Linked DNA regions of Mus musculus: all the other regions are linked to region 5. A link is a loop called in an ENCODE intact Hi-C map of the cell type or tissue named here. Cell type or tissue: heart. All regions are shown on one strand. Links, peaks and the distances in the headings refer to the core of each region. The heading gives the core; the rest is flanking DNA. Region 1 overlaps Coa5 (cytochrome C oxidase assembly factor 5). Region 2 holds the start of Uggt1 (UDP-glucose glycoprotein glucosyltransferase 1). Region 3 has its middle 7.2 kb from the start of Lipt1. Region 4 holds the start of Mitd1 (MIT, microtubule interacting and transport, domain containing 1). Region 5 holds the start of Txndc9 (thioredoxin domain containing 9).

Region 1 (5,855 bases), core at 631-5,630, 580 kb after region 5:
AAGTTTCTGTGAAACTTTTTGCCTCAGGACTGTGTCCAAGCTTTTGGGCTTGCCACGCAGACTTCACTGGAGTGAGTGTGGCAAGCAATAGTAGTGTTTCTTTTAAAAACTTGGGTGCCCTCATATTTTGGGCATAGATGTTAAGAACTGAAGTGTCACCTTAGTGGATTTTTCCTTTGAAGATTATGTAGTGTCCTTCCCCATCTCTTTTGACTAATTTTTGTTTGAAGTCTATCTTATTAGATATTAAAATGGCTACACCAGCTTATTTCTTGGGTCCATTTGCTTGGTATATCTTTTTCTAACCCTTTATCCTGAGGTAGTGTCTACCCTGGATGTTGAAGTATTATATTTCTTGGGTGTAGCAGAAGTGGGGGATCCTGTTATCACATCCATTCTATTAGTCTGTGTCTTTTTATTGGGGATATTAAAAGATATCAATGACCAGTGATTGTTGATTCCTGTTACTTTGTTATTGCTATTGTTGTTTGTGGTGGTTGTGTCTGTGTTTCCTGTCGCTTGATTTTGCTGGTGTGAGATTTTCTGTTTTCATGAGTGTTGTTAACCTCCTTAGGTTGGAGTTTTCCTTCATGTCGGGCTGGATTTGTAGATAGGTATTGTTTAAATTTGACTTTATCATGGAATATCTTACTTTCTCCATCTATATTGGTTGAAAGTTTTGCTGGGTATAGTAATATGGCTGGCATCTATGGTCTCTTAGAGTCTGCAGCACATCTGTCCTGGCTCTCATGGCATTTAGAGTCTCCACTGAGAAATGAGGTATAATTTATGTATTTATTCATTTTACATCTCAGTATCAGTCCCACATCTCCTATTGTCCCCTCACCTCCCCTGAGAAGGGGGAGCCCCCTCTGGGTATCTCCCCTCATCTGGCATATCAAGTCACTGCAAGACTAGTGCATCTTCTCCCACTGAGACCAGACAGGGCATCCCAGTTAGGGAATAGAATCTATAGGCAGTCAGCAGATGCAGGGACAGTCCTGAGGACTTTTCTTTTCTGGTATTCATTTGGTGTTCTGTTTGCTTCCTGTACCTTTATAGGTACAGGTATCTCCTTTCGGTTATTTTTTCTTCTATGAATGTGTTGAAATATTTTCTGAGCCTTTGAGCTGGGATTTTTTTTTTTCTTCCTCTATTCCTGTTATTCTTAGGTTTGGTTTTTCATAGTTCTTCAGATTTCCTGGATGTTTTGTGTTAGGACTTTTTTAGATTTAACACTTTCTTTGACTGATATATCCATTTCTTCTATCTTCAGTGCCTACTATTCTCTCTTCCATTTCTTGTATCCTGTTGCCTTGATAGTTCCTGTTCAGTTACTAAATTTTTCATTTCCAGAATCCCCTCAGTTAGTGTTATCTTTGTTGCTTCTATTGCCATTTTTAGGTCTTGAAGCGTTTTGTTTCCTTCAACTATGCTTTCCTGGGTATCTTTAAGGGACTTACTCACTTCCTCTTTAGGGACCTCTGTCATCTTTATATAGCTGGTTTTGGGGTCTTTTTCTTGCGCTTCAGCTATGTTGGGCTATTTAGGGCCTGCTGTGACGGGATAGCTGGGCTCTAGAGGAGACGTAGTGCTCTGGCTGTTACTGTGTTTCTCTGCTGGCATCTAAGCATCTGGGTTTGGGGTGATTGAAGGTCTAGGTTCTGGTTTCTGGTTGGTCTTTGTTGGGTGAGTGTTGTGTTCCTTGGTTCCTGTCTCCTGTCTGGATTTTCAGACTGATGGCAATGCTGCCTGTTCTCCCGGCCTGCTCAGCGGTGTTCACTGGGAGTGAGTGCCTGCTGGTGTCGGAGGCAGGGCAGTCACAGGTGGGGGTGGGGAGGATAGGAGGGAACGGTCTGTGGGATCCACAGGAGATGTGGTCAGGGAGACAGGAAGACTGCAGCTGCTGTTCTTGTTGCAGAGCTAGGGACATCTGAGGGGTTGGGTCTTGGGGAACAGAGAGAGCTGAGAGTCTGTGGCATGACCCCTTCTGAGTAATCGTAATACTTTTGAACTTAAAATGTCAGTGACTTGGTGGATGTCGGGTAGAGGCAAGCCTTCCATCATGCTTTGACCCGAGCAGACAGTGGTTCTCCAGGCTGTGACTGTGATTCTTCCAAAGTGCCCCATGTCACACTTAGCTGTTGGAGTGCCACTGTTTGGGCATGATGGAAGCTGAGAACATGACTCTGAGCCATGTGGTCAATTCTGTTTCAGAGCACGTGTTCCAGGGAAGACCCTGTACACCATCCTAATGCGACTCTCACGTTTGAAGATTTTGTTTTGAAAATAGATCTCTTAGTCAGACCCAGTGGTACAGAGTGATGCCAGCTATCTAAAGAGACTGAGGCAGGAACACAATAGATTTAAGGCCTTCTTGGGCTATAGAGTAAATTCAAGGCCAGCCTGGACAGCTTCGTGAGACCTTATCAAAAAAGTATATGAAAAGGACAGAATGTAGCTCAGCGGTTGAGTGCCTGCCTAACATATGTATGGCCTTGGATTCAATGTATAGTATAGTATAGAAAAATAGATAATTTATGTATTTTTACAAAGGCTTACAGGTGCTTTACCTGGCTGTAGCATTAGCCACATGCTCAGCCGAGTTTCTTCTTTCATAAAGTTACTGACGACCCTTACCAGAGCTGTGCTTATTATTCCAGATGTGGTTAAATGCATGCATGCTTCTTTTCAGCTGGATGCCAGATCAAGATTCAGAGGGAGAAAAGGATATTGATAACATGCTGAACGCAAGATGAAAGTCACCCAGGATTTTCCATGGTCCTTAACAGAAAGGAACCAAACGGGAAGCACAGCAGCTGCCGCATCTCTTCCACCTCTGGGCCAGGTGTTCCTCCCAAGGACACCAGAGAAAATGGATCAGTGCTGTTTCTGAATGAGTCTGCTGGCTGAAGTCATTTATAGAAGATCCATGGGACTAAACAACTATGGGCTAAGAATGTGTCTGGGGAATTACCTAATGAAGAGATTATGTTCAAGGATGACTCTTCGATCAGATTACACAGTGTGTGAATTCAGGAGGCCATGATGAGATTGGCATAGATAGTGGCTCCTCCAACTCTTTTTTCTGTTTCTTGGTTTCAATTTTAGGCCAACCCCCTCCTCATAAAGGGGTGAAATCAGCCATAGACCACATCCTCAAGATATGGGTGGGCTCCAAAAAGGAGAGCATAGGCTGGCCCACAAGTCACACCCTGCTGAAGGACGCTGCTCCTTCCTGGGTCATATGCTTGGTGATCTTGGCTAGATCCTGGTCGCATGTACTGTGCTGACACCATGCACAATCACATAAGATAAGTTATGGGCCTCATCCCTAAACACTGGAATGCAGCAAATGGACACAACAGATGTTCACTCTAGATAACAAATGTCAATGACATGAAGTGGCTGGAAAAGTTTAGAATCCTTAACATATTATTTTGACCACTTAACACAGTAGAAAGCCATCAGGGCACTAAATCTTCAGTGTGATTCTTGCCATTGAACAGAGTGGCAATTCTATATTGTTCTGTAGTTCACTGGGGCTAAAGCAGTCAAGGACTGGAAGTTCACTTGCTATTTTAAAAGTTTTTGAAGCTATGAGGATTCCCTAGGGTGTCACTGAGGTCTGCTCTATGTACTGCCCCCACTGGGAGTAGGAGGTACTGCACCCTTGTGCTCTGTGTACTGCCCCCACTGGGAGTAGGAGGTACTGCACCCTTGTGCTCTGTGTACTGCCCCCACTGGGAGTGGGAGTATTGCACCCTTCAGTCCTGCCACCTATGTCCCAAGCTTGGTGTCTGTGTGCAGTGTGGAGGAGTGCACATTCTGCATGCTAGGAAGCTCGACCATTGAGCCACACCTTCCACTAGTGCTTCAGTTTCAACAGAGAGTGAAATGTGTTTGTATGAAATGCCTCCATTTGAGTAGATAGAGCTTTATTTGGAAAAAGTCACATGTCTCATAATTGGACTTTGACTTAGACAACCCCATGGAGTTTAGAGTGTTCGTGGAGCATGCTGCAGTCACCACTATCTACTTCCAGAACAGTCTCATCCTTTCCAGAAATGTAACCACTGGTCAGCACTCTGCCCTCTCCCTCTGGTCCAGGTCTATTAGATGAGTGGAACTATGTAGTCCTGTCTTTTCTGAGTCCTGTTACCAAATTCGACAGGTTTATTGGCATGTAGCATCAGTCTGCAGTGTAGTTCTGCTGAGTAGCATCCACAGTAGACAGACACTGTGTATTTCTCCATCGAGCAGATGAGCTCTGAGCTGTTTCTACTTTGGGGCTTTTGACTAATGCTATGAACGTTTCATTTAATACATGCCTTAGAGTTGAACTCCAAGGTCGTATCATGACGGCCTCAATTATATTTTCTACAGTGATTTTACCACATTTCATGCTGTCATGGGATCTAGGCTCCAGCACCCCTGACTTTCACAACTGCTCATATTGCTGACAGCCATTCTGCTTGTGATAAAGAGGCATCTATTGGGATCTTGGTTGCATTTCTCTAGTGTCTAATAACCTGAGCAGTTTTTCGTGTGTTCATTGGCTCTCTATGCTGCCTTTGCAGAGTGTTTTCTAGTCTGCAGTCTGGCTTCCAGTTGGGTTATCTGTTTATTTTCCTATAAGATTTTTTATTTACTGTTGGCTCAAGTCTCTTAAAGATTAATTGGCATTTTTTTCTCAACGTGTTTGTCCTTTTCAATCTCTTGCTACTCTATATAGCACAGTCTTTATTTTTATACATTCCCTTATGTGGCTTAGCCCAGGCTGGCCGGGAATCCCCAAAGCGCGAGCATTTTCAGCGCTGCACTTCCCAGAAAGCACACACCGCTGCTCTTGACTAGAGCAGTTTTCATATTGGAAAATGACAATGTCTTTTTTCTTTCACTCTAAGAAACCATTCCTAACCCAAACTTCCAGAAGCTTATAAATTTTACCTCTTACCTGTAGGCCTGTGCTCTCAAAATTATTTTACACACCTTTATTCATGACCATATTTGAAATTAGTTAAATAGAAATAATACATTTTAGTATGGCTAAGTATGTAGCTCCGTATATATTGTGTTCAGCACATTCACAGTGCAGTACAGTACAGTCTGCCTGCCGCACTGTTCTGCATCCACCTCAGGAAATGCAAGTGTGCCCATCTGAGGACTCCCAGCCACTGCCAGGTCGCCCGCCCTGCCCTGTCCTTGGCATACTCTCTCCTCATGGTAACCACCATTCTCTTTCCTGTTTCTGAATTTGAGTACCCTAAGTGCCTGGTATATGTGGACTCTTTGTTGTGTGCATGCACTTGTGTGTGTGTGTGTGTGTGTGTGTGTGAGAGAGAGAGAGAGAGTGTGTGTGTGTGTGTGTGTGCCTCCAGCGCGGAATACCATGAAGGTTCATATCATATATCGGTTTCCTTCCTTTGTAAGGACAAATGGTATTGTAGTATATGTTGTATGCATATTGTATGTATCTTGTTACCTACTCATCCAGCCGTGGGTACCTCGGTTGTTCCCACCCTGGAGCTCCTGACTATGCTGTGAACGTGTATATACAAATACCCCTAGGACCCGCTTTCAGTCTTAACATACATGTAGCAGATTGTATGTCATAGGGTACTTCTGTTTTTATTAGTAGGCATTGCCATAGTTTCCATATCAGCCACACTATTCTATGTTCTGTCCGCAGTGCACAGAGATTAGAACTGCCTATGTCCTTGTGACTTGTATGCCATTCTAGAAGTCGTTAAGATCCACCAGTGCTTCTGCTTCCTAGTTCCCTGACTGCTGGTGTGTTCTAGATGCTTGGTGGCTTTCTTTATATAGCGTTTGAAGAAATTGTTTTAGGTCTC
Region 2 (5,855 bases), core at 532-5,531, 1.8 Mb after region 5:
AGGGTCTTGTATTCTCCAGGATTGGAATAATGGATGGCTATAAACTGTTAGGTCCTCTGCAAGAGCAACAAATGCTTTTAACCGCAGAGCCATTTCTCCAGCCCCTCCTTTATATTTTAATATGCCTTATATAGCACAATAGCTGGGCCACTATCTAACCTTCACTGCTGATTGAATGTACCTCCTGCCGATAATTCCAAGTTACTACTTACTTAATACCGTGTTCTACCTTTTGCTGCCCTGGACCTAGCTGGGCACCCTCTTGGGCCGAGCACTCTCCCGGCATCTTCACATGGTGGCCATGCCTCTTTGTCCTCCACTCTTCTCAGGCATGGCAGCTCTCCTCTCCTCCACACTCTCCCCACAAGGCAGATCTCCTTTCTCCTCCTCCTGGTCTCAAGCCCCGGAATCCTCAAGTTCCACTCTGTCTTCCCTGCCCAGCCATTAGCTGCCAGCATCTTTATTTACTATTCAGAACCAACTGGGGGCAGGCTCACTCAAATTAACATTAGAATACAAGCAGCATTAGGCCAAACCCACTACATGCAACCACAGCTCCAATAAGCTCGTGGGGAGAGCATCCCTGCACGTCTGGAAGACAGTTTTGCTTCACTCTTCCTCACTGTCTGGCCCTTATAATCTGTCCCTTCTTCAATGGTTCCTAAGTCTTTAGGGGACAAGGTGTAATATGTACGTCCCGCTCACGGCTGAGTGTTACAGACATTTATTCTCTGTACTTTGACCAGCTGTGAGTTTCAGCATTAACCACTGTCCATTTGAGACAAAGCAAGTCCCAGATCAAGGCTTGGTGGTACACACCTTTAATCTGGGCCACACCTTCTGCTGGAGACTTACATAGGGACACTGGAAGAAGGAAGATTCCCTATCTTTGCCTGCTTGCCTTGTGGGACTGAGAGGGACTGAGAAACTACTGGATCCTTGGACTTCCATTCACAGATGACCATTGTTGGGGAGTTGGGCTTCAGACTGTAAGTCATCATAATAGATTCCCTTACTGTACAGAGACTACCCGTAAGTTCTGTGGCTCTAGGGAACCCTGACTAAGACACCTAATGAGTGTTTTGCCTGCCTGCATGCATGTGGACCATATACATGCCTGGTGCCTGCGGAGGTCAGAAGAGGCTGCCAGGTCCCCTGGAACTGGAATTAAGGATGGGTATGAGCCACCATGTGGGTGCTGGGAACTGAATGTGGGTCTTCTGCAAGAGCAGCAAGTGCTCTGAGCTGCTGACCCATCTCTGTCAGCTCCTCGAGTATTTTACATTTCATAAGAGCTAGGGCATAGGGCCTCAGTGGTAAAGCGTATACATTGAATGCATGAAGCCATGGGTTTAATCACCATCATCAGGAAGTATACTGCTAACAAGGGGAAATGAAATTGCTTACGTAGCCCACACTTTACTTGTTTGTGGGTATGTGTGTAACTCCAGTCCATAGACTTGACTTGTTGCCAGCCACTCTTACCTGCTGAGCCATCTCACCTGCCCTGGCTGACACTTTATGTCTGTTGAGCAGCGCTGGTCATGTAGAGACCTGAATTCTGCCACTAACTCACCTCAAGTGTTCCAAGTTGTAGACTCATTGTTTCTGTTCTACCTATAAAAGGCACAGATGTCGCTCCTGCCCTCACAACATTAAACAGATAATAATAATAATAATAATAAAAAAAATCTACAGAGCACTGATTTCAGAGGACAAATGTGCCACTTCAAAAGTCGGAGAGAAGATTTGGAGTAACGGTCAGTGCTTGCGTTCTCTCTCTTTCTTCTCTGTGTGAGTGTCTCCAGGTTGGCACACATGTGTGCAAGTCAGTGTCTCCAATTTGGTACACATGTGTGTGCATGGGTGTGCAAGCTAAAGATTAGTCTCAGCTGTCATTTCTCAGGACAATGTCCAGTTTGGTTTTCTGAGAGTGTCTCTCACTAGTCTGAACCACACCCATTTGGCTGGTAGCTTGCTGGCCAGTAAGACCCAAAGTTCTGCCTGTCTCTACCTCCAGTGTTTACTTGGCTAGTATGTTATGTGTGTGTGTGTGTATGTGTGTGTGTGCATGCACGTATGTATGCCTGTGTGTGTGTGTATGTATGAATATATGTGTGTGCCTGCACACAAGCTCAATTGACACTTCGTATTTTCCCCAGTCACTCGGTATTTATTGAGGTAGAATTCTTGAGCTCAAGAATTCTGGCTAGTGTGGCTAGCCACTTTGCCAGAGGAATTGTCTCTGCCTCCTGAGAACTGGGATTACAGGTAGCTATTACTACAATTTCTACAGGGGTCCTGGAGATCTGAACTGTAGTCTTCACATCTGGGCAGCAAATACTTTGTCTACTGAGTCATCTCCGCAGCCCGTGCCTGGCGTTTGCGGTGTATTCTGGGAATTGAGCTTAGGTTTCCAGCTTAGCAGCAAGAACCTTTGTCTTTTTTGCTTTCTTTTCCCCTGATGCTGCTTGGGTCTTGGAGGTGGTGATATAGGTGTTTCAGTCAGAGCTGAGATCATTTAGTCTCAGTCAGTTTGACTAGTTATGGATCTCTGCATTAACCAACATCACATACTCTAAAACAAATTTATAACTTTTTCTTCCTTTTGAGATAGGGCCTTGAACTCACAGAGATTCTTCTGCCTTTTTTTTTTTTTTTTTTTTTCTCGAGACAGGGTTTCTCTGTATAGCCCTGGCTGCCCTCGAACTCACAAATCCGTTTGCCTCTGCCTCCCGAGTGCTGGGATTAAAGGTGTGTGCCACCACGCCCAGCATGAGCTTCTTCTGCTTTTTGTGTCTTGAGTTTGTGTACGTTTATTTAACTTGAGAGGAATAAATAATAAAAATAGGGAGAAAAAGGTTGAAATAACTATCTGCCGGGGCGGTTGGACTGCGCCTTGAAGCTCACCTGCTTGAACTGGGTCTTCTAGGATCTTAAATTCAGGAGGCGAGCTGGCTCAACCAGGAGAGGGGAGGGGCCGAGAGAAGGGGCGGGTCTTATGCCGGTTTCATGGCCGCTGCGGGACTCTCTGGCAAACCCCCGCCGCACTCGATAGCCGGAAGTCGTCCTGCCTTCGCCTCTAGGAAGCGGAAGTGCAGGGGCAGCTGGCAACTGGGTTATTGCTTTGAGAAACCGGCTTGTGAGGAGCGGCGGGAAAGGCGCGTGTCGGCTTCTCACTGGCGCAGCCTCCCCGGCGATCGCCGCTGCTCCGCCCTGCCCAGGCGTCGTTGCAGACACCGGAGTGGACGAAGCGCGGCCCGGGCATGTGCAGCCGGGGGGATGCGAACACTGCGGATGCCGCGGCTGCGCGGCGGGTGACAGGTACCTTGGGTGGCGTGGGGAGGCCTCGGGAACAGGAGAGGGGCCAGCGCGGGAGGCGACCGTGAGTCCGAGTCACCTTGGGCTTCCTCTTGTACTCTGACTCGGTTTTCCCTCCAGTGTTCTCTCCACGAGCGCCTCAAGTCGTCCCCAGCGGTCTTCTGGGGACAGAGTGGCGGCGGGCTCACTCCAGCAGTCCTGACCCTGTTTGAAGTGTAGGAGGAGGAAGCGCCCCCAGGACTTTAGACCAAGTCTGACCCTAAGTAGGTTGAGAATCAGCATTTTGCATGATTCTGGAGAAACGAGTTGGCGTTTTTATAGGTTTCTGAGTTCAGGTGATGCATCTGTGGGTGATAAGATCTCTTGGCGTGAAATTGGACGGTTCACTTCACTTTTAGCTTGTGATCTGTGCATCTCCAAAACATTGTGATCGTGAGCTCTTCTTGCTGCTGGGCTGAAAGCTCTCTTGTTCTGCATTTGTTGCCAGGTTTGAAATGGAGAGAGTGTTTTGTTTGTTCTGAGACCTATGATCTTGCCCTTGCAGTGCCTTGGAAACATCTGTGCCCGTGCAAGCTTATTGTAGTATAAAGTTCTTTATTTCCTAGTAATACCTTGTACACTGCCAAACGCATGAAGACATAGTCATGTCTGTTTGCTTGTCCTACCCCTTTGGAGGTAGGGTCTCAGGATCATAGGCTACCCTTGGAATCCCGGCCACCACCAGATCTGCTTGGAGACATTTTACAAAGCTAGTTAACACTACAAAACTGGAGCAGATTGTAGCCTTTCCACTTGACTTGTTTTTGGTAAACTTAGCTGAAACTTTTCTTTCTTAAATAAAAAATTTTATTTTGTTTACTTAGATTTTGTTGTGTGTATACAGGACAACTTAGTGGAGTTAGCTTTCTCCATCCACCTCTGTGTGGCTTTCTTTTTAGGGCTCAATCTCAGGTCACCAGGCTTGCATGGCAAGAGCCTTTACCCACAGAGCCATCTTGCTAAAACTTTCTTTTTTGCTTTCTTGAGGGAGGAAGAGAAAGGGAGAGAGGATCTAGATATAGAGACACAAATTAAATGTCTGTCTCTCTGTCTGACTGTTTGTCTATATCAAGAGGTGGGAGAGAGAATATGAATTTGTTATGTAGAGACCAGAAGACAACTTTAAAGGATGGCTCTCTCCTTCCACCATGGGGGTCTGGGGATTGAATTCAAGTTTTCAGGCTTTGTAGCTATTGCCTTTATCCATTGAGCCATCTCCCCGGACCCAAAATTTTATTAAAAGAGGTAAAACAATACTTTGTAAAGTAGCAGGGTATCTTAGTGTGCATTTAACTATTGGGGAATAGATGGAGCTAAGGAGAAACCTTAGTTAGAACGTCTCTGGTGGGAGCCAATCCTTTGCATTCATATGAATAGTAACTTGTTGGAGTGGAAATCAAATGGATGTTTCACAGAGAAGAGCTAATAGGGATGGATGTATCAAGTTTAGCTAATTTCTTCTCACTTGGATTGGGTGTTTCCTGTTATTTTTCTTTGCTATACACCACACACACACACACACACACACACGCGCGTTGAAACTCAGTCTGGTAGATTTATAGTTGCAGATTTGTTTTGTCTTTTTTTATTTTTTGCCTTTTTTCTTTTTAAGAGTTCTTTAACTTTTCTTTAAAAATAACAAGGCAGCTGGGCCTGTGATGGTGCCCTCCTGTAGCCCCCGGCACTTGGGAGGGAGGTAGAGACAGTAGGATTTGGAGTTCAAGGTTGTCCCGTGCTAGGTCATGACAAGAACCCGTTTTGAAAGAGAAAGGAGGAGTTTAGTGGTAACTTAAGAATCAGGGAGCCTGCTCTGCTTTCCGGAAAGTGAAAGCGTTTGTCGCACACACCTGTCACGTTCGGTTTTAATATTTTATTGTGGATCAGCCAACGGGCCTTAGTCTAAATGCTCTAGGGGCTCATGGTTGGTTGCTCGTAGACTCGGGCCTAGAACTTGTTAGAATGCCGGCTGGTTGTCCGCCATGCTGGCCAGCGTTGCCCTTTCAGTGGCTGTCAACTCAGAACATTTATCTTCATAAGCAGCTCAAAAGGCCCACTAGAGTCAGAGTGCTAGTGGAGCTTATATAATGAAAGAAAGCGTTCTCAAACAGCATTCTCTGCTTCAGAGAGGGCCTTCCCTGTTTCTCTGGACAGGTCACTTATGAGGTGGAGTGTGGGGTCTGATTTGCAAAGCTGCTCTTTACTGTATAGCTTTCATCTTGTTCCCATCTGCAGTGGTGCTGACATAGCAAGGGTGTATACTTTCTCTGTAAAATACTGCAAGGTGGGGCGGGAGACATGGTGCAGCTGTTGAGAAAGAGCGTGTACTGTTTTTGCAGGGGACTGATTTCTGTCCTCTGCACCCACAACAGATAGTTTACAGCCCCCGGAACTCTAACTCCAGGAGATCCAATGCTCTCGGCCTGTTTGGGTGCCCGTATATACGTGGTGTATATAAATTCACTCAGCTTCACATACAGACATATTAGTAGTACTAA
Region 3 (5,855 bases), core at 463-5,462, 130 kb after region 5:
TGAATTGAAGGCAGCCCGCCAGAAAAGACTCATGGTCTGGAGTGCTTCTGAAGGCAGGTGACTTATGGTTCTTTCCTACAGAGCCGTCAGCAGAGCGCTCTCAGAACAGGGAGGAAGGTAGAGGGCTCCACAGCAAACTCCCCAAATGGAAGTGCAGTACATAAAAAGTACTCGACAGACATAGTTATGTTAGCTAATTTACATATTCCCAAGATAATGGCAAAGTAAAGTATATAGAGAAGTATCTCTCTCTCTCTCTCTCTCTCTCTATATATATATATATATATACATATATATGTCACACAAACTTATCTATACATACATACATACATACATACATACATACATTCAGGGTTTCTCTGTGTAGCCTTAGCTGTCCAGGAACTTGTTCTGCAGACCAGGCTGACCTTAGACTCACAGAGATCCACCTGCCTCTGCCTCCTGAGTACTGGGATTAAAGGCATGCACTATCACTGCCCAGCATAGAACAATATGTTTTATAATGGAATGTTTTTTTAAAATATCAAACTTTCAGCAATAAAAAATACAATTCTAATTTTTATTGAAACGTATTTTTATTTTATGTGTATGAATGTTCTGCCTGCATGTATGTGTGCACTGTGTGCATGTAGTGCCTGTGGAGACCAGAAGAGGGCAGCAGACCCTTTGGAACTGGAATTAGAGGGTTGTGAGTCACCTTATGGATGCTGGGACTTGAATCTGGGTTCTGTAGAAGAGCAGCAGCCAGTGCTCTTAACCACTTCTCCAGCCCCAAGCTTGCTTGCTTGCTTGATTGCTTTCCCTTTTCCTTTTTCCTTTCCTTTCCTTTCCTTTCCTTTCCTTTCCTTCCCTTCCCTTTCCTTTTTCCTTTCCCTCCCCTCCCCTCCCTTTCCTTTTTCCCTTCCCTCCCCTCCCCTCCCCTCCCCTCCCCTCCCTTCCCCTTTCCTTTCTGTTTCTTCCTTTCTTTCTTTTTTTGACACTGGATCTCAGTGTCTGGCACAGAGCCTGGCACAGAGAACAGTTTTCAGATGAAGAATTGTGGCTAAGGTTAAATCCAACCAGGGGTGGTTTTTACAGGACAAACCTATAGTACACATAAAGTAATCAAAAAATTTAAAGCTAAAATTTACAAAGACCCCTCCCCAGGTAAAAATGACAGTCAATAAACGGGCTAATGAAATGGGCCATTCTCAAAAGAAGAAACATGTATGACCAGTAAATGTTCTGAAAAGTTCTGAACAGCATTAGCAATCAGGGAAATGCAAATTAGGGTTCTCCCTCACTCCAAATCAGAAGAGCCATCATCATGAAAACAAATTACAAGTGCTGGCAAGGATGCGATGAGTCCCTTTACAGTGCTGGAGGGCATGCAAACCGATGTGAACTCAGTGTGAAGACTTCTCAAAAACACAAAAAACAGAGCTACCTATGACTTAGTGTTACTGCTTCTGACACGCCCAGAGGTCTTCATACACTACCACAGGGACACTTGAACATTCATGTTTATTGCTGCGTTATTCACAATAGCCAGGAAATGGATCCAGCTTACACCGGAACAGATGAATCAATAATGGAAACATTATACATATACGATGGAACTTTACTCAACTATAATGGAAAATGAAGTCACGAAATCTGCAGAAAAATGGATTTGGAAATTATTTGAAACGAGATAATCCACACTCACGAAGTCAGATGCCATTATGTTCTTTTTTGCGTGCCGATTCTAACATATTAAGTAGGGGGTATATACGGGTGTGTGGGTACAGTTCATGAAACTGCAAGGTGAGGGGGAAAAGAGTGGTTTGGGGGTAACAGAACACTATGACAGGAAAGCAGAAGGGGACCACTGGAGTGAACCGGCAAAAGAGGGGGGATGGGAGAAAAGGCGCAGGAGAAACAACAGAAACAAATTCTGAACGCAAATGCCACAAGAAATCCCGTGTACTTTGTATACTAATAAAATAAGTAAAAACAGACAGGGTTAAAAAAAAAGCTTCTGGCTAAAGATGGGTAGAAGCGGTTACGCACTCACAAAGCAGTAAGACAAAATGTCTTTCATGCTAAACTGTAAGAAACAATGGTAGCATAGCGCGGTGCTCATTTCTTTCCATTTAAAAAGATTCAAGATGCCATTTTAACTTAGTTGGGTAGCCAAAAATACCACGTCGGATAAGAAAAGAAGGCTCAAATCTGCTCACTGGTAGGAGCCAAACTTGGGGTAAAAACTTTAGATACAGTATTTAACATCTCACAAGGTTTTATAGCCTTTCTCGGTTTTCATCGCCAGGCTTGCTAGAGAGGACTGGCATGTAGAGAAGAAATGTCAGCCTGGCGTAGGGGAGATGATTGCTGGGTCTGACATTTCCGAGGTCCATTCTGAGACTGGTGGCCAGGTGCCACGCTCACCCGGAAAGATCGGCTCCCGCCGGTAAGCTGCAACAGGGCACCCCACCTGAAGGCTCCCACAGCACAGCTTCCTGACCATTGCTGCGCACTGGAGCAGCTCTAGGGAGTAACCGCTTCCCTCAGCCAAGAACGCCTGGGGCTCCTGGGACCGCAGCAGTGGCTCAGCCCTGGGCAATAGCCTTCGCGCCTGCGCGGGCTAGAGGATGGTTACTAGGAGACCGGACGCAGGGGTCGGCCATCTCGGCGCTGCGTGGCCGTGCGCCTGCGCGGCACCGATGGGCCCGGAAAAGGCTTCCAGTCGGAGCCCTGAGAGGCGGGCCGGCGGCGGTCCACGTCGCTACGTGCTCGCTCGGGTGCGCGCGCACGATCCGTAGTCTCCGCGAGAGGGCGTGTCGAGACAGGTACGCGTGCGCACGGGTGCTAGGGCGCGCCGGACGGAAGTGGAGCGTAGGCGCCGGGGAGGTGGAAGAAGAGCCCCGCTCAGGTACAGAGCGTGAGGGCGGGGCGTCGGCCAGCCCGGAGCTAACCGCTCCCGCCCTCTTCCCGCTGCGCCACACGGAGCGCCTGCCTCCGCCGGGGCGGGGCCCAGGGAGCGGGAAGGAGGAGACTGGGGAGGAGACAGGGGCGGGAAGGAGGAGACTAGGGCGGAGGATGGAGGCCGGGGTGGGGCTGGATGTCCCGCTGAGGCGGAGGCCCCTCAGTGGCCGGGATGAGCTCCGGGGAGAACGACGGCCAGGGAGGTCGGGGGAGGGCTGCGGAGCTCCAGGGAGGAGTCGCGGAGGTGCGCTGGGCTAGAGAAGAGCCATCCCGGGGCGGCTGCAAGAGGGTGGGGAGAGCCTGACTGTGGCCCGGGTTGGGCATCGCTGCTTAGGCGGCTGCGTCGCGGACCTGCCGGGTGGGAATGGGTTCCAGGAGCAAAGCTTACCCTAGTTTCAGGGGAGTTCATGGTTGAGCCCAGTTCCTATGGTGACCGCTTCGCTGCCTGCCTCAGCTTGGTTGTTGGGGGACTGTTTTGCTTAGAGACACTGTGAGGTGAAGCTGTGGCATTTGGGAGCTCAGCCTGTCTATTCCTGAACCCCTCAGTCTCTCTTAATCTCTTCTTAATAGACTAGGAGGCAGGTGAAGGCAGAAATTGAGATTTTGCATGGAAAAAAAATCTCATAATCTCTTTATAGTTTATAGAAGAAAGGCAAGGTAGGCTGTCTTGTTTGAAAAAATTATTCAAGTCTGTCATGCACTTGATACCTAAAAAGTATATATGTACATAAGGATACATGTATTTGTATATATCTCTCAGTCAACGATTTAGACACTAAGAAAAATTTGCACAAGTGGCTGTTTTCTCTAAGCCCCTGTAAATCTATGTGACCTACGGTCTTTGTCATTTCAAATTTATTCTGGTTTTCAGGACTTCGAGTACATTTTGTTCACTTTCAGGAAATAAAGTCATAGTAATTTCGGAATAGAATAGGTTGTTAAGATAAAGGGACGTTATCGTATTTAACTGTGCTTCAAGAACAAACCAGTTGTATTTTAATTAAACAATAAACTAAGTTCTTCTGTCTTAATTATTGAGAAAGAAATAAGGTAAAATTACATTCATCAATATTCTTTGAAATTCCAAACCTCGATATTGTTTATTGGCAGTTTCAAAAACAGGTTTTACTTACTTTCCAAAGAAGAATCACTGTTGTAGTCCAGCTATAACCAGGCAAGGAGAGAGTCTCTGGGTTCTGCCTTATTTGTTTAAAAATAATTTGGTTTTAAAGTTTTCCATAAGTAGGGGCCATTAGAACAGGTGTTATTTATTCTCTCAGGCATCACATGCTCTTGCTCTTTGCTTGTTGCCCAGACTGACAATGTTAGGCATTCGGGCCATTAGAACAGGTGTTATTTATTCTCTCAGGCATCACATGCTCTTGCTCTTTGCTTGTTGCCCAGACTGACAATGTTAGGCATTCCCTTGCTTTTCCTAATAGTTTTATCATCTTATGTGAACACACAGCATACAGTCTGCCTTGTTATGGAACTTTATATAAGAGGAATTGTAACACGTGTTCTACAGCTTCTGTGCTTAACACTTAGAGATTGTAGCCTTATTGCTTCTAGGTACTTTGCTGGTTAGTGTTCCATTGTAAAGATATACCACGATTTACTGTTGGTGGACAGTAGGTTTTAAAATAACGGACAGGGTTATGGATATTAAAATATATGCATCTCATGTTTTGAGGAGAGGCGGTTGGAAAGGTAGTGCTTTTTGTTTTAGTTACACCATTAGTCTTAGTCTTAAGTTACTAATCCCTTTGGTCCAGAAAAGCCTTCAGAGAACAACTGACCCCTTTCTTGTGTTTCTAAGGTCTTGTTTCACTCTTCATTGAGGACATAAGTAATTTCTTTAGAGATTGGATTGTAGAAACGAGATGAGCTTGGAGCTTGAATTGGAATGACTGGAAAGATTTTGTTGTTGTTTACCTTAAGAAAAGTTTAAACTTTAATGACTTTTGTCCCTTCCCAACTTTTGCTGATATTTTTTAAACATATAATCTTAACTTCTATTTCACTGAAAAATTAAAGTCCCAGTAGATAGGAAGTTCCTCAGATTATACCCCTTAGTTAAAATTTCACTTACCTTTGCTTTTCTCATTCTTGTGTCAGAATACAGTATACCTACTACCTGGATTTCTTCATGTTATTCACCTTTTTGCCCTTCCACCAGTCAACATTAATTTATGTCTTCATTGTTTCTCTGCTGTAGGGCTTCATTGCCTGCAAATATTCTTAGGGAATTCTTTTCTTAAAAAAATTTTGTGTGTGTGTATGTGTGTGTGTGTGTGCGCGAGGAGGTCAAAGGACAACTTGTATGTATATTTATGTGTATGTGTGCTTGTACACTTGCTTGCCAGGGTATATGCTTGCCACAGTGCACATATGGAGATGAGAGGAGCCTGTGAGAGTTGGTTCTCTTCTTTCACTATATGGGTCCTTGGGGATCAAACTCAGATCACCAGGCTCAGGCACAGTGCCTTGATCAGTAAAGTTGTCTCAATGTTCCTGGCTTTGTGTATGCATGTGAGATATCATTCTTCAGAATGCTTAAGATCAGAAGTGTTGCTGTTTCAGAGTTTGGGGACTTTAGGATATTGTATGTACATAAAGCTTCCCAGGAATGGGACCAAATCTAAACAGAAAATTTATGTTTCATATGAACTTTATATTCATGGCCTGAAGGTAATTTTCTGTAACTCTTTTGGTCTACTGGGGTTTTGACTATGGCCATTCTTGCAAGGTCAAGTATGGAATTTTCCATTTGTAGCTTCATGCTGTTTGTTACTCAGAACATTTTTGAATTGTGGAGATTTAAGGTTTGAGTTTTCAGACTAAGGCTAAGCAGACTTTTATTTGCATTTCTTGAGAGACGAAGCCCATGCTTGATTCTGGAAGGGGTC
Region 4 (5,684 bases), core at 685-5,684, 110 kb after region 5:
ACCTTTCTTCACAGTCTGAAGCAGAAAACATCTGTCATTTAGAACTCCATGTAGGGTAAGAGCCTGTATCCACCAGCCTTTATGTGACAAGTGTCTGATCTAACATAGTCTACAACAGTCTAACGTGGCTACCTCACTGAGTGGACGCATCTCATTAAAGCACTAATGAACAACAAAGCAAAACCATATGCACTTAGACTTCCAGTCTGGGGTTGGCTACTTCCTTCAAGTTTGGAGCAGGCCTAAAGAGTAAGACACTGTCTGTAAACCAACACCACACAAAGCACAGTGAGTGTCCCTAGTCCTAACAGCACCACCAGGCCCAGCTCTCACCTCTTGACTTTATTGCCCAGTCCTCCTTTACTTGTGCAGTTGGACACAGGGATTCACTGCAGTCTTTCTCTTTCAGACTTCTCTGAACTACAGAGCTGATCCAACAACTAGAGGGTTAAGTCTAGACAGGGTGAGAGAAGGGAAACCTGGTCCTGCTTCCTTTGCTTACAACACTAAGATGTGAGTCACACATCTTCCCAGAGGGTCAGTTTCCAAAGTACCAAAAGGGAGACCATACTGAATTCATTAGCCAAATGGAAGTAGCTGACATTTCCACCCCCACAGCCAGGAGGTGTTCTGTATGGAGTCCTAGCATATCTCTGGGTCTGTACCCAGTCTGGTCAATATGTATTCATTAGTTATCCCAATGTACTCTCTAAGCACTAGGAGGAGATGCTAACACATTTCTTTTCTTCAGGAGATTGCATATCTTCTACTTTTTCTGTTTATCTGACTGTGATTGAAAATGTATTCTTTTCATAATTGAAGGGTTTCCCCTAAAACTGTAACATTAAAACAGACCAAGGGCAATCAGCAGTAGCCTTTTCATTGGCTTAGTCTACAGGAAAAGGCATTTTGGGATTGGAAATCTCTAGGGAAAATAGCACATAGAGCAGGAATGAACAAGGGCTGGGTGTAGCTCCGCTAGAGTGTATGCCCAGTGCTCATAAGGCTCTGAGCTCTCACACCACAAATGCAGCAGACCTAAACCAACTAATTTACATCAGAAGGACCTTTTAAAAAGATTAACTTGCTTTTGTGTTTTGTAATTAACAAGAGAGGAAAACATAAAAAAGCAAGTTCTTAAACTGAGGATGTAGCCCACTTGGCACAGTGCTTGCCTGCATGCATCAAGCTGAGTCCAGTCCCCAGCACTGCACAAACCTGGGCACTTGGGAAGTGGAGGCAGGCAGAGCTCAAGGTTATCCTCAGCCGCACAGTGAGGTGGAGGTCAGCCCTAGCTGTAAGAGAAAGCCATGGAAAGTTAAAGCTTACCTGCAGTCTGCATGGAGGCCTCGGGAACGCGGAGCGCAGAACCCCAGCCATGGGGGTGGGAATTCTCTCTTCAGAGGCTGAGGAGTAGGAAACACACTGCTGGTCAAACACATAGCAGATGGGCACATCTCCCCTTCCGTGTCGGTAAAACCTCAGTAGTCATTATACGTTAAACAGTCCTATTTTCATCTAGTGAGCTTAGTGTCTGCGTTCATCCCACAAAACTGGGAAATGGAGTTTTCTATCACCCAAAACTTGTCACAACAAGTATAAATAATATTTGATCATTTTTCTTTGTCAGAGAAATCACAGAAAATGCAAAACTAGATGGTACTGAAGAAATTCTACCTCTTAGAATCAGAACCAAGTGCCCTCTTATTTTACATATGAGGAAGATGACTTGCAGAAAGCAATCACTTCCCCAAGGTATCCAGCCATTAGGAGAGTATGTACAGATAGGCATTGGTGGCACATGCCTCTGACCCTACACTTGGGAAGCCTGGGACAGAAAGAAAAGTCCTCCCTTTCAGACTCCTCATCTCCCCTCAGGAACCCTGCCAACCACTAGGGTTGGCATGTATGTACACATGGGCTCACTTTGTTTGTTGAGAGGACAACTACACCAGCAGCTATGAACACACTTTGTGCTCAGATAGTGACTTTAATAGCACTCGCTTCAAAGGGCTCCTTCAAGAGACAGCTGACAGTCTGCTGCAACCTGAGGAACCAGGAAGTCGGTACTCAGAAATGCAAACCCAAGGGAGCGTATTAAAGGGATACAGACACAACTGAAACAGCTCCCAGTGGCCATACTGGAGTGACTATAGTTAAACAAACACACAACAAAGTTTCAGTTTATAACTGGGACCTACACTGTCATGGATCAGTCCACACTTACATACAAGTAAAGGGACTGGAGCACTGCTCCCAGGAGTGCTGTACAGAACAGCAGGGGTTGCCATTAAGGAGAACAAACTGACATGTAACACTACCTCCACCAGGAGATCAGGGATGGGGAACACCAATGGTGATCAGAGCGGACAGCATTCCAGCCAGGGCTACATAGTGGGAACCTATCATAAAACAGAACAAAACGTTGCTAGCACCTATACTTGATCCCAGGACATGTAATGAAATGACTTCCACCACAAAGCCGATACATTTAACTCCACTTAAGAGAAAAACCACCGTGGACTGAGGGTTATTGTGTGTGCTAGCTAATTTTATGTCACCTTGCCATAAGCCCTGCTTGAGTTCCTGTCCTGACTTCCTCAGTGATGGACTATGATGTAGAAGAGAGATGTGTCTCTCAAAGGAAAATACACCCTTTCCTCCCCAACTTGCTTCCTTTTTTTGGTCATGGTGCTTCATCGTAGCAATAGTAACCCTAACTGTGGAAAACACTTCATTAACACATTTTCAAATATCTCACTTCTCGAAACTGCCAAGGTCATCACAACTAGAAACCCGAGAAACTGGCCAAGAACCCAAGAGCTACACAATCATCATTATATACAATACACACTACATTGGTGTCTGAGTTGGATCCTGGAATATAATAGGACATGGACACCCAACAAAGCTAAAGAAATCTGTCTTAATAAAGCAAATGACGTTAATAACGTACCAATTTGGTTCAGCAGCTGCACTGAGCACCCTACACTAATATTTGATGATAAAGGCAGAAACTGAGCAGGGAAGGTACAGGTCCCTGTACTAAGCTTCACTCACCACTTCTCTTGAAATCTAAAATTGCCTAAAGCTAAAAGCTCATTTATTAAAAAATAAATTAAAAAAAATTAAAGCTGGAACTAGGAATATGTTTCAGAGGTACAACGCTTACCTGGCATGCATGAGTTTCTGGGTTCAACACCTAGTTGAAGCTGGAGGTCTTCTCCCTATTTTGGCTCAAACCTTCTCTTGTCAACAGGTCTACCTGGATCACGCTGTTTCAGTCCTGAATGAGGACTACCTCCACCAAACAGCTTAACATTCGCAGCCACAGCCCTGCCAGCACTTCTGCACCTTGCCTTACTTGAGTACTCGTGTTCTATTGTACTTTGCTGGTTTACCATTTAGTGGCTGTCTCCACTCTGTACACGGGACAGTGCCAGAAGACAAGGACTTTATATTTTGGTTTGGATCTGCTCAAGTCATAGATGTGTCTCTCAAAGCAGCTTCGGCACTCAAGATTCTCTGCTGAAGTTTAATTTCAGATATAAGCAGGCAGCACCATCAAAACTGCTTTTTGTTGTTGTTGTTTTTCCTTTTGGTGAGGGAAGGTACTGGGGATTGAACCCATAGCCTTGCATACAGAATATAAGTGCTCTGAGCTGCAACTCATTTCAATACAGTAGGCATTATTCTTATGTGCGTAGCTTTTGGACCTTGAAGCAATTATACTGCCATCTACTGTACAACAACTTTCCTCTGTACTGTTGCAAATACCAGAAAAATGGGGCTGGAGACATGGCTCAGCAGTTATGAGCACTGGCTGCTCTTCCAGAGGTCCCACATTTAATTCCCGGTGACCACCTGGAAGCTTACAAATGTTTTTTTAACTCTATCTAGTTCCAGGGGATCTGACTATCTTCTGGCCTCCATGGGCACTACACGCACATGGTGTAGATATGACAGGCAAAACACCCATACACATAAAAATAAACTGAAAAATACCATTTATCACATGGGATATATAACCTATTTCTATTTTCTAATATGTTAATATATGAGTATACACAGAAAAACAAAAGGCTGCCAAAACCATTTTTCCTCTCCCTCACCCCGAAAGGTTTGCTGGAGTTTTGTTGTTGTTTTGCTTTTTTACAATGGTTATGCACGTAAACAGCTCTTTACCCCTAAACTACAACACCAGCTCGTAAGTGGTTCTTTAATTAATTTCTCTTTCTAAAGGGTCAAGGTATATATCTATAACGAGGAGTGAACATTCCTGAAAATACAGAACACTGAATTTCCCGTGCAATCAACCGCGTTCTCTGAAATCAACAAATGTCTCTCTTCTTCGAATTCCCAGGACGTAAAGGTAGTAGGCAGCCGTCATAACGGCCTCTCAGCCACCAAAAGCAGCTGCTTTAACAAGTGACAATCACAGGGGCCTGCAAAATCACTGTCTTTAATAAACAGCAACTCCAAAAACTCAGCACTCTAAAATCGCAACATCTTAAAATTAAGCAAGTTTTGCCTTCTTAAAAAAAAATAATAAATTTCACTGACGCTTGGATGGCTCGGACCTAGATCTACACGAGTGAGACTCTCAGAGACACGCGCGTCGCAGCACGACTCGAATAAAGTGACAACCTGGCTGCTTTCAGAAGATCAAGAAATAGGTCTGCGGGACCTCCAACTCGAAACAGAAAGAAAGTCATTTCGTAACTGCAGAGAGAGCCTCTAGCTCCCACGACCGCACTCACCGGCGACCGCTGTGTCCACTCCGAACGTCCCCGCAGCCGGAAGGAGAGGAACAGAGGCAGGTGGACCCAGTGCAACATTCAAACCACGCCGTTGCCGTCACAGACCGTACGGTTCTTTGGTTCCGGGAAAGGTTTTTTTTTTTTTTTGTCCCGGCCCATTCACAACGCGCCATAGAAGACAGCGCAGGCGCAGCGGCGTCACGCGTGCGCTTCCTGGAAGCGCAGTGGGTCAGCTCTTGGAATTTGCTGGCGGTGCCCAGGAGTTGTCACAGTGATGGCTAAGTCCAGCCTGGGACAGGATTCCGATAGCACTGCGGCGGTGGCGGTACTAAAGCGGGCAGTAGAGCTGGATGCAGAGTCCCGGTACCAGCAGGCTCTGGTGTGTTACCAGGAGGGGATTGACATGCTCTTGCAGGTTCTGAAAGGTGAGCGAGTTTCGGTTTCCGCTCTGTCTGGGACTGAGCGGAAACTTAAGAAAACGAAACTTACTAACTACCAGGAAGCATTCAAATTCAGGAGTTATATTCTGATAATCTGCAGGACAACGGAGGTGGTGGCCTTTGCAATAGACCGATGTTATCGCTAAGGACCATAAGAGGCATAACCAAATATAATCTATAAGGCTTGATAGGTCTTGCGTTTGAATCAATTTTATTCTTCGTTGTTGTCAGTTTGTGACATGATTTTTCTCCTTCCTCTGGCTCACCTTCCTGCCCTCACCCCAACTATGATCCATTGAGTTTCACTAGGGTGGAAGTTTGTTTACAGAGCTATGTGCACGTTACCAGCGACTACAGCACTGACTAAATTGTCTCTCCCTCCTCCATCAATGATTATATATTCATTCTCAAGATGGGGGTGCATTCCACGGCCATTTATTCTATGTGCACCAACCAGTTGTCAGTCTCTGCAGTCACTACCCGG
Region 5 (5,855 bases), core at 496-5,495:
ACCAAAAAAAAAAAAAAAAAAAAAAAAAAAAAAGAGTATCATTTAAACACACACACACAAAACAAACAAACCCAGAAAGCTGTGTGTTTGTTTCCCCAACCCTAACACCCCATATGAGGTACCGAAGTTTTTTAAAAGCCAGGCAATTTTAGTGATCAGGGCAGAGCCCCAGACTGCTTGATCCACACTGGGGAAAGGCGCCTGAGCAAGGATCTGGTAAGCACTAGACCATGCAACATAAACCTCACAGGGTGCACTGCCATCAAAGTGAGCCAAAGGGATGCACCAAGAGCCTGTTCTCAAATGGTTAGTGTGTTAGTATACCAAGAGTGGAGCTGGATCTCTTCTGTTCTAAAGATTTCCCACAGGGGAAAATCTTTTATAAACAAATCTTTACTAAAACTGCAGACAAAAATTAGTATCTTTCCTTCCAATAGCTTTTCTCCATCGTTAAAAAGTCCGAAAGGTAAGTAAAAACTAGAAACTGAGTAACAAAAATATGGATTTTTTAAATTTAAACTTGGTATAAACATGAATCAAACAGATAAACTGGAAAAAAAAAAACTTTAAAAACTCAAGGAAGCCTCCTAGTAATCTACTCCTGTAATTCCTTACAAGGTGAAGGAGAGTCAGGAGGTTCAAGGAAGCCCCTCTGGCCACACAGAGAAGCAGCCAGGCTAAGCTGTGTGAGACCCAGTTTTAACAACTCTAAAAAACGCTATCAGGGAAAACAGAAACTAGCTTTAGAGGTAAGAAAACAGTTCCTATTCCTTAGTCCAATCCAACTGTGGTTGTCTTGTTACATTTCTACAGGGCCCCAGCACAACCTTTATCTTCCAGATACACCTGACGTTTGTACACATGAAAGGCCTCAGATTTGGTTTAGACTGTCCAACAAGTGGGTATTTTAGAACTGGCCAAGTGATGATGTTTGCAGACCGGCAAAGGCAGGGTAGGGTGATGATTTAACACAGAAACAGACAATGCAGAGTACATACATAGATAGATGACTGATAGAACTCAAAATTCTTCTCAGAAAAATATAAATAAATAAAATGTTACTCACGTATGCCAATGTCCTACCAAAGGTTCAGGAATATCTGCTTACCTCTTTTTATTCTCCTGATTTGACTAACAGTAACTTTCAGGCCACTCTTTGAGAAGCCCTACCCCCATTCTAGAGGAAGTTCTCAGCTTCCCTGCTCTACAGAACCCTCCTCTGTTGTCCCTCTTAATGCTCACATCTAAATCTGTAATAAACCCTGTTCCTCATAAACACTAACTCTGCCACAAGAAACCCAGAATCTATTCCGCAGACCAGTTTACATTCTCCAACAGACCTAAAACCAAAATACAAGCCTAGTCTTTAAATTCTTCTTGCCAGATAGCCAACTGCGAGGTCCACACACTTAAGTGTTCCGACATACACTTCAACAGCTTTAACTTCAAAACCATGTCTGTGTGAGCCACAGCGATGAAGTGCCACAAGGCTTGGTTTTGTTTTCGGTTACCTGTAGTGTTTTAAATTAAGTTGAATGGCCATTACTTAAAGATGAAATGGAACAGATGGTTGCAGACGCCCAGGAAGTCAACTCAACTGAAAAGGGTAAAAGAACTTAATCGAACGTGGCACAGGCATGCTCCCCAAATCTCCGCCTAAGTAGCTCATAAACACACACTCCTTCCCCTGAAAAGGCTTTTTCTTTTAAGGTTAGAAAGCAGCGACCCTTGACTGGTTTCTTCCCCTCCTCCTTTCTTAAGGGAAGCGGTAGGAAGCCAAGACATACGCAAAAAAAAAAAAAAAAAGAGGCCGGAAAATGGAAAGCCAGAAAGCAGGACTGGGCAACCGGGACTTTAAATAACCCCAGAAGTGTTTCCAACTTGGCACACGGGAGGAGGGAGCCGCTGGGCTACCTCTCCGCAACCCCGAGCACCTCCGAAGTTCCTGAGCCGCTCTGGGAGGCGTTCCCAGGGCCAGGGGAGGCGAGGGAGCCGTTCCCGGCCCGCCCCACCCGGGCTCTCCGGGCCCGGCTCGCACTCACCTGGGCCGTAGGCCTGGCTTAGCAGCGCCCGAGCCCGGCCCCACACCGCCCGGACCCCCAAACGACCTCCGAGCCCCTCAGCCCCACGCCTCGGACCCCAGCCCGAGCCCCGGCCGCGGGACGCGCCCCGTCGAGGCTCGCCCATCCAGGGCCCCGCGCGACTCCCGGAGGACCCCCGGCCCGAGCCCCGCCGCCTACCTGTCTTCGCTCTTGTTTTTCTGTTTCTTCCCCATCGCTTGTCAACGGCGCTCGCGGCCCCGGCCCCTCGGTTCGGTGTCTCACAGACCCACTGTCTCCCGGCTGACTCCAATGCCCGCTCGGCTCGGTCCCCCTCGCGCCGCCGCCTCTCGCACCCGGCTCTCCACAGACCCGCGCACTGGGACAGGGCACATATGGTGTGAGCCCTCAGTACGCAAGCGCATCGCCCCGCCGCCTCGGCGTGGGGACGCAGGGCGCGGCTCATCGAGAGCGGCGCTTCGGCTAGAGCGTCTCCAGTAGAGCCGCCGGCCAGGTGGGAACCCAGGCGCCCCCTCGCCGCAAGTGAGCGCCGCGCACCGACGTCCGGCGGATCCCGGGTTCTAGAACCTAGAGGACGACAATGAGGCCGTTCATTTCTCACGTCGGCACCCTTCCCGGGGCTGGCTTTCGACGCAGAAGTGGGACTGAAAATTCTCCCCTGCCTACGCGGCCTCAGCTGCGGGAAGTCCATTACAGGACCACAAAGAGTCAATGATGAGCGTTCTGGGGGTGGCAGGACAAAAAATGGGATCCCTCTCAGAAACACTCATGAATTGTCAACTGTGTACATTTATTAAGGGGAAAAAGACATAAGGACACAGCAACGGGTCCCCTAATATGAATCTTCGTATGAGCAAGTTCTAAAAATTCATGTGCCTAAGAAAGTCAGGAGGGAAGATCCTGGCATGGTGAAAATTTTCTCCATGTTTCGGGGCGATGTTACTAGTGTGAGCTGTGTATAAATTATAATGTACTGTAAGCTACACTTTCGAAACTATTAAACACAACGAGAAATGAAGCCCCTCTGTCACTCAGGCTCAAGACCCGGCTCGTTTCCCGGTAGAGCCGGGACCCGCAGTCAGTGCACAAAGAACTACAATTCCCAACGTGCCTAGCGCCCATCCCTCCGGCCATTAGCCCACGTGAAGCGTAGGCTCGGAAGCCAGTAGTTCCGGGTGGCGGAGGATAGGGCTTCTCCGAGGCTTTCGTCACTCGCCACCGCCCTTTCCGCGAGTGTCTCACATTGTATCGCGAGAGGACTGTAGCCAATGAAGTGGCGGAGTTAACAGCCCCTTCTCTGCCCTTAACAATTGCTGCGAGGTTGAAACCTGTGTGAACCCGGTGGGTATTCTTGATCTGCGGCTTCCTCTCTCCGTAGGCCTCATCAATAGTCCAGGTACGGCTGAGGGTGATGTGGCCGATAGTGCCACAGCGTCCCAGTGTTGATGAAGGACACATCCTCGGCTGGGATCGAGGGAGCGGCTGGGAGGGCCTCGTCTGGGCGGCTGCGGAGGCTACGGCGCATGCGCCCCAGTTAGTGCGAAATCGGGTCCCCCCGGAACTACTCCACCAGTCTCTTGAGCTCAGGGAGTGGCGAAGAGTCTGCTGACAGGTACATGGGGTTAGGGTTTCGGTTAGGAGTTTGTAGGGGAGTACATAGGTGTCAGGGCCCCCAGTTCGTCGGTAAGAATAATACTCGATTTGGTTCAATAAATAGAAAGTTATGTCCTTACCCCCAATATAAAGGCAGTGACCACCTCCGCCTAATTCAGGGCAGCACTTTTAGTCGCGTGAAGCTCCGCATTTAAACGTAAAGGTCTCCTGTGAAATTCTCGGTGATAAACGAATACTGTGATGCAGATTCTGAGTGGCTGGTCTCGGATCCTTCTCTCTCTTCCCCGAGTTAGGGATCCTGGGAGTACAGCTTCTTTTCAGTTGTATAGTATTTATGAGAAGCTGACAGTTGGAGTTTTTAAATGACCTTATGTAGCCCAGGCCTATCGCTCCAAATATGAGGTGTGACCCTTATGCTTCTGCCCTTGAGAGCTGAGGTTGTAATCATGAGCCACCATGCCCAGGCTTATTTTGTGTGTGAGCTGATTAGTTTTAGCTGTCAACTTGATAGAATAATCTACGGTCACCTAGGAAGAAAGACTCATTGAGAAATTGGGTAGATTAGGTTGGCCAGTGGGCATGGCTCAGAGAGTAGGGATTGTCTTGGTTGCATTAATTAATCTACTCCCAGATTAATGTTGTTCTCCAGCAGATGTTGGACACAAGTAGACGTGTGTGTAATTACTTCTCTCTGCTTCAAGAGCCTGCCTTTAGTCGTAGAAGCGATGGGCTGTCACCTGGACTTGTAACGTTTATGTCAGGATATTTTTGAGGAAGTATGCCGAAAAGCAAGCTAGTGTATTTAGGGATTTCCCTGGATTCTGGAACCATAAATGAGATCTTTGATGGTTTACATCTTTATTCTGGTTTTGGCAGGTGTTGGGGCCTACATGCTGAGTTCTAAGGCCAAAATAGTGCCTCCAACATGGCATCTGTTGTGTTAACCTCTCAGGCTCTGTTACAGAGACCCTGTTTTAAAAAAAAAAAAAAAAACAACAAAGCCCCCGAAATGTAAACTTAATACTTATTTTTTATGCCCCCTCCCCCAGCACCAAGACCACTTAGAACAATGGAAGGTAATGGATCCGTCGACATGTTCTCAGAAGTCCTGGAGAACCAGTTCCTCCAGGCCGCTAAGCTGGTGGAGAATCACTTGGACTCTGAAATTCAGAAACTGGATCAGATTGGTGAAGATGAACTGGAGCTGCTCAAAGAAAAGAGGCTGGCGGCGCTCAGGAAGGCTCAGCAGCAGAAACAAGTAACCTCCCGCCCGCCCGCCTGCTCACTGAATCACTGGAGCCCAGCTCCCGACTGCACTGCAGTCATGTGACTTTCCCTCCTCACTTGCAGGATGTTCTGAATTCACATCTCCGTCAATGTTCAATACTTAACCCAGGGATGAAACATTAGGGAAGGTTTAGGCAAGATGAAGCATTTGACTGGGGCGTTGATAGTAAAAGAGAGATGAAACGTCTTCTCATAGACCAAGCTTAGGGTCCACGTATCAGAAAGAAGTATCATGGTTCTGTACGAGAAGATATTTAAGTGTTAGACTCTGCATTTTTATTAGGTTATCTTTTGTGGGGGGGCAGGACAGGAGCAGGATCTCACTGTATAGCCATGACTGGCCTAGAACTCACAGACAACACCGCTTCTGCCTACGAAGTGCTGGAGTTGAGCGCCAGCACCCCTGTTCTGTTTGTGGTTTTCATGGCCACTCAGTGACGTGGTTGGTTTGTCACACTGACTTACAAGAGAGAAGGTGAAGGCTCGGAAGGTTCATTAGAACCCTGGTCAGTTAATGCTGGGGTGGGTGTTGCCACTGCTGCCTGAGGAGGGAGAGTGAGCATCTGTTTGAGGTGTCAAGCTTTCTGCCACAGGAAAGGTAGAAGGGGCTGGAAGAGTTCCCAGGATTGTGGGTAATGGCCCTTCCTCAGCCTGGGAAGCTGAACGTTTCCTTGTGAGGCTTTTCCTTGGCTCTGGACCCCACATGGATATAATACTCTTCCTTCTGAGGACTCTGCCCACTGTTGGCTGGTGTAGAAGCCCTCCCTGTTTTGAGATGGATAGGTTCTTAAGCTCCTGAGCGGTGATGACTGCACTGTCCCCAGGATAGACGGACTTTATTTCTTGAGGTGGTTTGGTTTGTTTAGTTTTTGCTGTGGATAGGACATTGTTTCT

What was found. Peaks named below come from ENCODE experiments on the same cell type or tissue, not always from the same donor. Only the 100,000 strongest peaks of a DNase experiment are listed, where the experiment ranks them.
Region 1: a loop joins it to region 5, with 2.7 times the contacts of the local background. A loop is called at or near these places in 4 of 42 quality-filtered maps.
Region 2: a loop joins it to region 5, with 4 times the contacts of the local background. A loop is called at or near these places in 2 of 42 quality-filtered maps.
Region 3: it touches region 5 in a loop (8-fold over the local background); 5 of 42 quality-filtered maps call a loop at or near these places.
Region 4: a loop joins it to region 5, with 4 times the contacts of the local background. A loop is called at or near these places in 22 of 42 quality-filtered maps.

The regions. Positions count from the first base shown.
Region 1 is chr1:37,417,468-37,423,322 of GRCm38, reverse strand. Coa5 (cytochrome C oxidase assembly factor 5) reads left to right here. Exons shown (of 3, transcript NM_198006.4): 3 at 2,696-5,855. The coding sequence ends at 2,737. Among named protein-coding and RNA genes, the nearest start is that of Coa5, 9.7 kb to the left of the region's middle. In heart, for the core only: a CTCF peak has its summit at 3,694; a DNase peak (open chromatin) is centred at 3,762.
Region 2 is chr1:36,241,539-36,247,393 of GRCm38, reverse strand. Uggt1 (UDP-glucose glycoprotein glucosyltransferase 1) reads left to right here and starts at 3,092. Exons shown (of 41, transcript NM_198899.2): 1 at 3,092-3,324. The coding sequence starts at 3,267. It overlaps Gm39625 (a long non-coding RNA gene), which reads right to left and starts at 3,085. Exons shown (of 2, transcript XR_865343.3): 1 at 2,911-3,085. In heart, for the core only: no CTCF peak of the experiment used is centred there; a DNase peak (open chromatin) is centred at 3,073; H3K4me3 peaks cover 1,921 bases; H3K27ac peaks cover 1,211 bases.
Region 3 is chr1:37,862,061-37,867,915 of GRCm38, reverse strand. It overlaps a transcript of Tsga10 not described here. Among named protein-coding and RNA genes, the nearest start is that of Lipt1, 7.2 kb to the left of the region's middle. In heart, for the core only: CTCF peaks have their summits at 638 (motif pointing right) and 2,807; a DNase peak (open chromatin) is centred at 2,765; H3K4me3 peaks cover 2,042 bases; H3K27ac peaks cover 1,591 bases.
Region 4 is chr1:37,889,661-37,895,344 of GRCm38, reverse strand. Mitd1 (MIT, microtubule interacting and transport, domain containing 1) reads left to right here and starts at 4,934. Exons shown (of 7, transcript NM_026913.3): 1 at 4,934-5,185. The coding sequence starts at 5,035. It overlaps Mrpl30 (mitochondrial ribosomal protein L30), which reads right to left and starts at 4,868. Exons shown (of 6, transcript NM_027098.3): 1 at 4,761-4,868; 2 at 2,322-2,402; 3 at 1,330-1,406; 4 at 1-15. The coding sequence starts at 1,380. In heart, for the core only: CTCF peaks have their summits at 3,749 (motif pointing left), 4,772 and 4,974; a DNase peak (open chromatin) is centred at 4,914; H3K4me3 peaks cover 2,240 bases; H3K27ac peaks cover 1,462 bases.
Region 5 is chr1:37,994,710-38,000,564 of GRCm38, reverse strand. Txndc9 (thioredoxin domain containing 9) reads left to right here and starts at 3,357. Exons shown (of 5, transcript NM_172054.4): 1 at 3,357-3,456; 2 at 4,724-4,932. The coding sequence starts at 4,744. Eif5b (eukaryotic translation initiation factor 5B) reads right to left here and starts at 2,555. Exons shown (of 24, transcript NM_198303.2): 1 at 2,241-2,555. The coding sequence starts at 2,275. In heart, for the core only: a CTCF peak has its summit at 2,584; DNase peaks (open chromatin) are centred at 2,484 and 3,294; H3K4me3 peaks cover 3,798 bases; H3K27ac peaks cover 2,517 bases.